Regions from separate parts of the Homo sapiens genome. Here region 2 is linked to region 1. A link is a contact called in ENCODE Hi-C or POLR2A ChIA-PET data. All regions are on one chromosome and are shown on one strand. Each heading gives the region's core, a stretch centred on a gene start or an enhancer-like site at or near the end of the contact. The rest is flanking DNA. Distances are from core to core; before and after follow the strand shown.

Region 1 (5,143 bases), core at 2,618-5,117:
GAAATAATCCTTTTAAACAAGGGTTTTCCACCCATGATGAAGGAGGTTAAATTAAAAACTTAACTAAAATGAGAACAATTGTGTTGTTCTTTAGTTCTTGCATTAGGAATGTGAAACCAGAAGTCAGCTAAGTCTCCATAGCAAGCATCTGTATTTACAAGATGAGTAACACAAGTCTGAATGTTGCGAAAGCTCTCGAAAGGTGAAAAAAGTTCAGAATATCAGACGTTTTGACTAGAAACTCTGTCACTGATTATCTCGTATTACAATGAGAAGGGCATGACATGACCCCTGATTACTTTTACACCTTTCTTGCTTCTGAATCCTTGTTTTTGAAACATAGGAAAGAACTATTTTGTTGACAACATTGCAGTTTCATATAGTTCATCCTAATAAATGTATAACAAAACTATCATGAGATAATATAGGAGATTTTGTAACAATCTGGTAAGAAAGGAAAAGTATTGCGAGTTCTGAACATTCAGTTACATGTGGAAAACTTGTATAAAGTGAATTTATTGCATTTGTTGTCATCACTTTTCTGAAAAAGAGAACTCTTGCAACTAAAATAAAATTCTTTTTTATCCAGTGTCTAGAATAGTACCTGCCACACTGTAGGCACTCAATAATGTTTTGTTGAATAAATAAATGAAAGATGTCATTTTTATTTGTAGTTGGCTTTGAACATCCAATTTTTTTCTTTTTCTTTTTCTTTTTCTTTTTTTTTTTTTTTTTTGAGACGGAGTCTTACTCTGTTGCCCAGGCTGCAGTGCAGTGGCACTATCTCGGCTCACTGCAACCTTTGCTTCCTGGGTTGACGCCATTCTCCTGCCTCAGCCTCCTGAGTAGCTGGGACTTCATGTTCATGCCACCATACCTGGCTAATTTTTTTATTTTTAGTAGAGACAGGGTTTCACCATGTTGACCAGGCTGGTCTCGAACTCCTGTCCTCAGGTGATCCACCCACCTCGGCCTCCCAAAGTGCTGGGGTTACAGGTGTGAATCACCACATCCGGCCCAATTTTTAGGTTTTATTTAACAGACATTTTCTTCCTCCCAACTTCTAGCACTGGACAACCTCTGGTGTGTTTTCTCTTTCTTTTCCAACATGTCATTTAAATCAGGGGTCCCCAGCCCCCAGGCTGTGCACTGGTATCGGCCTGTTAGGAATTGGGTCACACAGCAGGAGGTGAGCGGTAGCCAAGTGAGCATTACTGCCTGAGCTCCCCTTCCTGTCAGATCAGCGGCAGCATTAGATTCTCATAGGAGCATGAACCCTATTGTGAACTGTGCATTCAAGGGATCTAGGTTATGCACTCCTTATGAGAATCTAATGCCTGATGATCTGCGGTGGGACAGTTTCATCCCGAAACCATCTCCCTGCCCCTGCATTCGGTGAAAAAATTGTCTTCCATGAAACTGGTCCCTGATGCCAAAAAGGTTGGAGATGGTTGGTTTAAATAGAATCATATGCTATAGTCTTTTGTCTTCTTTTATTTATTAAATCCTTTGAGATTCATCTCATTTGAGGTTGTTGGGTGTGTCAGTAGTTCATTGCTTTGGTTCTGAGTAGTGGTCTATTGTATGGGTATATCACATTAAAAACATTCATTCACTAGTTGATGGAATTTGAGTCATTTTTAATTTAAGGCTTTTATGAATGAAGGTGCTGTAAAATGCACATAGAGGTCTTTGTGTAAACATATATTTTCACTTCTTTTGTATGAGTGCCTTGGAGTGTAATTGTTGGCTCATGTAAGTGTGTGTTTCACTTTCTAAGAAAGTGCCAGATTATTTTCTAAAGTAGCTATGCCATTTCAAATTCCCACCAGCAATATAGGAGAGTTTTAGTTGTTTCACATCCTTGTCAGCACCTGTTATTATCTATCTTTTGAAATGTTAGTCATTCTGGTGGATACTTAGTAGTTTCTGATTGTGGACTTATTTGCATTTCTCTGAGAACCAATATCGAGCATTTTTTAATGTGCTTAATCATTGTTTCCTTTGGTGAAGTATATGTTTGAGATTTTGCTAATTTTTTATTGGATTAAAAAGCATTAAGAGTTCTGGATATAGGTTCTTCATAAGATATAGGTTTTGTAAATAGCTTTTTCCTCAGTCTGTGGCTTTGTTCTGCATTTCAGACATTTTTCATTGGATTATTTTATAGTTTTTATGTCTCTGGTAAAATTTCCCTTTCTATACAGACACATTGATAATATTTTTCATTAGATCCTTATATTAATTGTAGTTATTTTAAAAGTTCTATCTGATATTTACAAGTCTGGGCCATCTTGAGGTCTATTTCATTTGACTATGCTATCTGTTGATGATAGGCTTGTGGGTTTTTTTTTTCCCTCCACTTTTGTGTCTTGTAATTTTTTATTGAATATTGGTATTGTGTGTTAAAGAGCAATAGTCTGTGGTAAATAAAATTAATACCCACAATGGTTACTTTTTTTGTTTCTTCAGTTCGTTAATATAGGGGAGTGTGTCAGTAGTCAGTATTGTCAGCAGTTGAGCTGGGTTTGAATTTTGCTGTTGCTGTAGTTACCTTGAGTGCAAACAGACTTCAGATTTCTCCAGTGGTGGATGGATTGCTGCTGCTACATTGAGCTTAATATGAGTCCCGGAGTGTGGTACAGTTTTCTGTGTTCCTGATCTACCTTTGGCTTTCTGCCAGCTCTGTACAGCTGTGCCACAGGGGTCTGTGTTATTGCCACTTCCCCAGTAGTAGACTACTGCTTGTTATTACTTGGTAAAAAGTTCATGGAAGGGTAAGTGGGTGGTTTGGTAGTCTGTCACTTCCCAGCCTCAGTTTTAGTCAGGTCTTGTGTGCCGAAGCCTCAGGAAAGGGGCATTCTCAGTGTTCCCACCTCTCTCAAAAACAACCATTTTTGAAATCTGCAAGATCAATTTTAATAGTATCTTGTTCCCTTAACATACTTTTGATAACTTCTCTTGTGTTTTTAAGCATAAGTATTCTGTATAATATTATTATAGTGCCTGCATTATTTTAGTGGTCTTTTTCTGTTGACTCTCACTAATCATGGCTTTTCCTCTCATATCTTTGGTGGTTTGATTGTACTTGTTGAAGCCCGTATTTAAACTCCTTGGCCTCAGAGAGTATTTTTGTCTTTATCTGCCTGGGAATACAGCCATAACTAAATGAATCTGTTTTGCTTTGTTCATGAATTCTATCGCCAATAGTGCATAAATACAATCTTGTGTTTAGGAATTCAGAGGAGAGAGGTTTTTCATTCCCCTTGCTTCACCAAGGCAAAACCAGGCACTCATCTACACTGTGAATCACTAAGGGAAAGTTTTATTTTATTTCATCTTCTGAGACTTTATGTGTTTTGATCTGAAATTTATTTTCTATTCTTTAAACATTTTTTAAAACCCACGCTGTAGACCACCAGGTATTAGTGGACATTTTGCTGGCAAATGCTGGCTCTAGCCCTAATTTACCCGTCTATTTCTTTGTTATCATTTCTGATCTCTAATGAATTTTATAACCTTGCAAAAGTATGGTTTTATATTTTACTCAGCATTTTGAGATATTTTCTGTTTAAACATGTATAGTCGGTTTCATCTGAACATCCAGTTTACCCTCTTGCTAGACGTACAAGTTCCTTATGTTCTCATACTTCTGGCCAAGCAGTTGATATATTATATTGGTAAAATAAAAACTTCAGCCAAATTAAATTTAAAGGAGCTTAATTGAGCAATGAATGATTTGCAAATCGGGCAGTCCCCAGAATCACAGCAGATTCAGAGACTCCAGGGGTGCCTTGTGGTCAGAACAAATTTATAGACAAAAAAACGTAAAATGACCTACTTTCACTTTCAGAAGTGAGGTGCAGAAAGAGTGAGATTGGTTACAGCTCGGCATTTGCCTTGTTTGAACACAGGTTGAACATTCAGCAGACTGTGAGTGGTTGAAGTAGGCCACTGAGATTGGCCAACACTCAGCTATTGTTTCAGGTGCATATTACTAAGTTAGGTTTTCAATTTTGTCTCACTGTTAAGCTAGGTTATAGTTCATCTATAAGGACTCAAATATAGAAGTACTGAGTCCTTCTCAGGCCATATTTAGTTTGCTTTAACAATATCCTAATTATGTTCTTTTCCTTCAGCCAGCATTTTAATTCTAATAGGTTGCTGAATGTGACTTTTAATTTTTGAATCCTTATCCAAGCACACAGAAGGTGGGAAGAAGTGTGATGTAGTATAAAAGTGCTTGGATTTTTCATTCAAGTGTATATATGCTGGAAATACAAAATCAGCATTTATTAGCTGTATGCTCTTGGGCAAGTTACTTAGTGTTTGAATCTCTTTCTTCACCTGTTAAATGGAATAGTGAGGCCTTCCTTTTATGGGACTAAAGACAGAAAACCAATCTACCTAAAACCTCCTACCTTGCATGACCCCTCCCACCATGCATAGTAGCCATTCAATTGCTGATATGGCACTCTTTTTCTCTTTCTTAATTGAATTATTTAGGATATACTTGTTTTTTCCTTGAGTTCCTCCCTGGAAACAACTTTAAATAAGATACTAAAAAATTTCAGCTATTTGCTCCTATTTAACTTGTCTACTTAATATTTAAATTCCTTTGATAAATATATTAGACATAATGGGTTATTCTCACTTTTCAATAATGATCTAGATGAAAGAGGCTTACAATTTGGTCAGCTAGAAGGAAAAAATTTCAATTTAGTGCCACTGACAGTTTTAAGGAAGGCAAATTACTTACCAAACTAGGATTTCATTTTATTTTCAAACTAATTACTGTGTGTTTGTACCTCTGTAGATTATATAAGTAGGCTCCAGAAGAAACTACTTGCTTATTCTTCTTGGCCTTTTAGTCCTTTTAAAAGCTAATTTGTAAAGAATGACATGTAAGTTTAGATATACAATTTCTCATAGCTATTAATGATATTTCTTTACCAAACTATGAGAACACAGTAATGATTTTTTAAAGTGAAGGTATGAGGTATTTGAGGGAATTTTATGAAGTCTGGTCCCATTTGTTCACTGGAATTATGAAAAAAATATAGCAAAAGTAGAAGTCTTTGGATACTCTTATAATTCTTAGGGAAGGTAGTTTTAACCTTAATTCTCAGGGTTCAAGGAATTC
Region 2 (4,896 bases), core at 2,201-4,700, 90 kb after region 1:
TTTGGGCCTTCCTGAACAATCCTACTGTCTGTCTGGGGCTGATTCTTCGGAATGCCATCAGAACCTGGGTTAGCAGCAGTTGAACCAGGGCTCAATAATGGGTGAAGAGAGAAAGAACAATTTTCTTTTAGCATCTTTATCCTACTTGGCTGCTAGGCTGCTGTCTTTCTTCTCATTTCTCTTCTTCCTGAATCTTCTTCTGATCCCATCTCCTTAGTTGAGTATCTTAGAGGCACCGTTGATTCTAGAAATAGTTTTGATTATTTTCAAGAGCACATCTGCCCTGAATGCTAAAGGACATTTCAAAACCATAGTGGTGGGCAATGTTTTGTTACTTTGGGTATACAGCATTTACTTTACCATGCACTTTCATTCGTGGCTGCAAAGAACAGAAAACCCAACCAGTAGTAGCTTCCAAGAGCAAAGGTGAATTTTCCCACTTAGCACAAAAGGTCTGGAGGTCAGCAGTGCAGGCTGGTTCCATTGACTGATGATGCAGGTGACCAGGGACCGAGGTGCCTGCTCTCTAGAGAGCTGTGCTGGCTTTCTTTATGCTTCCCATAAAGAAAATGTGGTCACAACTTTGTAGCTGCATCTGAGTAATCAGGAAAAAGTGGGGCGATTGAAGGGCTGCAGGGTGTTCCACTCTTCCTTCCTCTGCAAATGGGTATTTACACTGCCTCTGCTGGGCTCCCCAAAGCCTAGTGTCTCAAAGTCAACTTAATATTTTTCTATTTGATTTTACGTTGTTGTTGTTTTTGTTGTTGTTGTTGTTGAGATAGGGCATCCCTTTGTCACCCAGGCTGGAGTGCAGTGGCATGATCATGATCATAGTTTTCTGCAGACCCAATTTACCAGGCTTAAGCGGTTCCCCCACCTCAGCCTCCTGAGCAATTGGGACCCCAGGCACACACCATCAGGCCTGGCTGATTTTTTATTTTTGTTAGAGACAGAGTCTCGCTATGTTGTCCAGGCTTGTCTCAAACCTCCAGGGCTCAAGTGATCCTCCTGCCTTGGTCTCCCAAAGTGCTGGGATTACAGGTATAAGCCACCACGCCTGGTCAGTTTACCTTTCTTATGTAGACCTTTGATCCATCTGGAATATGTTTTTGTATATGATGAGAGGGATCCAATTTTTTTCCACAAGATGAGTCAGTTTTCCCAGCATCAGTTTCTAGATAATCTGTCCTTTCTCACAGGCTTATGATGCCACTTCTCTGCATCGGCCACACCTGCTTTCTTTATGATGCCACTTGTTAGCTAAGTTGGAAAACACACACACAGACACACACACACACACAGTCTCTTTTCTCTCTTTCTTTTTCTTCATCCCTCCTTTATATTTTTCTGGAATTTCTATTCTTTTCCATTTTTCTCTTACACTTTGTAATATACCTTGATATATGCTGGACAAAGGCCCTTTTTGCCTTGCCTTGCCATTTTTCCCTATTCCGTACTATATCATTTGTCCTGTTTCATTTTTCTTCCCCCCCTTTACTTTTCTTCTCTTTTTCTTCTTAAAATTGACAGTAGATGATATCTCTGCATACTCACCATATGATAGGACTTAATTTTTGTGTTTCTCTTTCATTGACCACCAACTGTAAAGCAAATTTTGAGGTATTAGGTGTATAAAAAGGCTACATTCAGCAATAACAGCCTAAAAACAGCATACTGTGTGTTTCTAAAAACTGTATGTTTTTGGCCACTACAGAAATTTTGGGTTTGTTTTGTTTTGCTTTGGTTTTGACTGCCAGATGGAGCAAAGTGTTCATGTACAGCTCAAACATAGCTCTGTATAATGTTGCCTTTTTTTACTCTTGTCTCCTTACAGTCATTATCTGACTAAAAGTAATTAGTGTGTTGGAAATTTAGAGTGAATAACTTTGAGAGGAAGCACTTATTTTCTTTTATTGCAAGTAAAAGATGTTTTTTGATTCAGTTGAATAGTACTTGAAAGACTGAACGAATGTAGCAAATTCTGTCAGCAAACTGGATAATCCAAAAGTTGAAAATGTGGGGGTCTGCAAAAATCAGTTACAGAAGATTAAAGTACCTTTGGTAGCACATTATTAAGAAAATCCACAGCTGTTTTAAAGTGGGTGTTTCCTCATGGAGAAAAGTCTAAAGTCTCTTGCAGTTACATTCTGATTTCTTCGTAGCTTGCCAAAGGTTGGCAACCTTTGCTCAGTACATGCCTCACACGGCAGGGAGCAGGAGTGTCTCATCATTTCTGGGGTGGGTGGTCTCCTTGGGGGAGCCCAGGGATGCCTTATGCATGGCTGAGAAATTTTCTTTCTGTGGCCCTCTGTACTGTATGGGCTTTAGGGACAAACTTGTGAGGGGGGGTGTGTATGTGTGTGTGTGTGTGTGTGTGTGTAAAACACTCTTCTTGAGCTCTGACTGCAAGAAGAAATGGTTTGAGAAGACAGAGGAAGGCTGAGAAAGGACTTTGAATGTGAAAATGCTATTCTTGTAGCATCCTTAATGCCATTGGTCCTTAGCTTTATAGATCAAGATTGCGAGTGAGCCCCTTATAGGTCTGGGGTTTATTGTTGCTAATACCAGATGAGTTACAGTATGTATTGCAGTCCTTGTATTTTAAGTTACATCTGGTTTCTCTTAAAGTTCCTTAGTAAACCAAAACTGTTGGTGAGTGGAAGCCTGATGCTGAAAATTTTGAAAAGCAACTGTGTCAGATCACAGGATTTTTCTTTGTTTTTTGTTTTCATAGAGTTGTTTTGGGCTTGGTGACTGTTTCATTTAAATCAAGTATAAATGCACAGAGGTAAACAGACACTCCTATTTAGTCTTAAGAACTTGGTTTGATTTGGAATTTTAACTGCCAGGGCCCACTGTTTAGTGTCTAGCCTGCTTTCTATTTCCTGCGCTATTGTTTTGCTTTTGGTCACCTTAGGGGAAAGGCTACAGCTTCCATGGTCCCAAAGTCAGTGGCGCTGTCAGATTATAAACTGAGAAGAGCTGATTCCTTGGTGGACAACCAGAGTTCTTCATGTGATTTTAGTTTACATTTAGTTGGATTTCACATTACAGTACATTTGGTGAATTATTTCCTGAATGAGACTGAGAAATCACTGGGCTCTGGCAACTCTGTACTGCTTCCTCTGCTTTAGGGATTTTCTGTCTGAAATCTTCAGAAAAAGTTGCAATAGAGTTCATGAAAACCCTCAGTTCTAAATGGACACATGAAGAAACACCTTAGGTTTGAAAGGGTGTTTTAAAATTACATTCCTGTCTTGTATTTTTTTTTCTCCTTTTTATTTTTTTTTTCTTTTTGGCCTAAGTTTCAATGACATTCTGGAAGATGAATTTCAGTTGGGTTTTGGGAAACTATTTCCAGCAGCGGTTGAGTCTGGATTTGATTCCACAGAGTTACAGCCGAGGCTTCTCTGCATTGGCCACACCTGCTTTCTTGAGCAACCTGAGAGACACTGCCTGTGGACATTTTCCACTACTTAGTGATTAGTCACCTCACAGTTCTGCTGTTTTTGCCGTGAGATAATTTCACTTTCTCCTTCTGCTCCTGCGTGTTCTATGTCTGTTTTCACCCATCTTTGCTTTTCCCATTTTCCTCTGGATTTATTTATTCTGTCCCTTACATTTCTTTATACATTTGCCTCTTCTTATCCTGGGAACCTCACACCTCTGCTTGTTCCATTTTCACTTGTTTCTGGATGTGTTGTATCTATTCCTTTGAAAAACGTTGCTCTTTTGTAACATGACCTGTCCCAGCATCATCAAGATAGAGACTTTTAAAAAATACTCCCTTTCGTATCTTAGAAGGCAATAGATCTTCTTTCCCAGCCAACCAGCTGGAAAGGCTTTTTTTTGCTTTTCCGTTTTTTGCATTTCCACGTAGACTGCGTTGCTCCTTGCTAGAGAAACCACAAGCATTCCTGTGTGAAATGAAACTCGCTGTTTTGTGATTTTGTGTGTGGGGGTGGAGAGGGGCATGGTAATATTTAGAGTCCCTGGCCTTTGCCTCCCAAAGGTTTGTCATTAACATTTTGTTGATTTTTAAGCTTGCTCTTATATTTAGGACCAGTTTACTGAGTTTACCTCCCATTCCCTTTCTAGCAGGACACCCAAGAGTCCTGTTTGCTCATTTCCTCTTGTCCTGGTCCCACCCTAAGGGTTTTCCATGGGCTCGCACTTCTCAAGGAGTTCTTGGGATCCAGGACCCTTTAGCAACTACTAGCCTTTTTTTTTTTTTTTTTTTTTTTTTTTTTTTTGCCAGAGTCTTCTCCTTAGCAACTGTAATGGCATATTAAGTTACCAGTTAATTCCTTTGTGAGGAAGCGTAGCAGTTTAATATCGAACAAAGGCATGTTTGAGCAAATATTGACAATTGAACACTTTAGCAACATTAAGATGCCTTTTATAATGGATCTGTCTTACAAAGAAAAGCGATAACTTTCTAGTCTCTTATGCTGTCCAAAACTCAGGGACTTCGTAGATTTAGATAACATGATTTCCTTGGTAGTTGGATTTCAGCAATATCATAGACTTTGATAGTGAAGCATGCTTGTATGCTATTTTCAAATAATTTTCATTGGTGCTAACATTTTTAAAAATTCAATTATTGTCTCACTGCTTTAATTTCTTAGTTACTCTAATAACAAAGCCCTTTTATTGTGCAGAGAAGTAACCGTATGTAATTTATAATACGGGATGCTGAACAGGACTTATCGTGTAACCCGCTACAAGACTTTAGAATATACAAGGACTGTATATAAAATAATGAGACCAAGTCTGTGGCTCAGGCATGAAATCAGCCACCTTGTTGAATGTTAAACTACTTTTATATAATGTTCTGTGGATTTGTATTTGTTCATGAGTATGTGAACATTTCTCCTCTATGAAATAAAGCTGTCA

Evidence for each region. Hi-C counts contacts between places; a loop is a spot of excess contacts on that map. ChIA-PET counts read pairs that join two places held with the same protein, here RNA polymerase II (POLR2A). Pooled maps may share reads with other maps.
Region 2: a loop to region 1 is called in a map of mammary epithelial cell, with 3 times the contacts of the local background. The contact joins two enhancer-like sites. A Hi-C loop is called at or near these places in 3 of 168 maps with a recorded cell type or tissue (Calu3, chondrocyte and mammary epithelial cell) and 2 of 50 pooled maps. POLR2A ChIA-PET finds 5 or more read pairs at or near these places in 3 of 52 experiments (BJ, GM12878 and MCF 10A).

The regions. Positions count from the first base shown.
Region 1 is chr10:58,662,349-58,667,491 of GRCh38, forward strand. All of the region lies in intron 2 of BICC1 (BicC family RNA binding protein 1), which reads left to right. Among named protein-coding and RNA genes, the nearest start is that of BICC1, 150 kb to the left of the region's middle. Within about 2 kb of position 3,868, at least 6 of the 41 ENCODE cell types and tissues checked have a DNase peak (open chromatin) inside an H3K27ac peak, as active enhancers do; they include mammary epithelial cell, where a contact is called at or near this core.
Region 2 is chr10:58,752,406-58,757,301 of GRCh38, forward strand. The region is part of intron 3 of BICC1 (BicC family RNA binding protein 1); the gene reads left to right. Among named protein-coding and RNA genes, the nearest start is that of BICC1, 240 kb to the left of the region's middle. Within about 2 kb of position 3,451, at least 7 of the 41 ENCODE cell types and tissues checked have a DNase peak (open chromatin) inside an H3K27ac peak, as active enhancers do; they include mammary epithelial cell, where a contact is called at or near this core.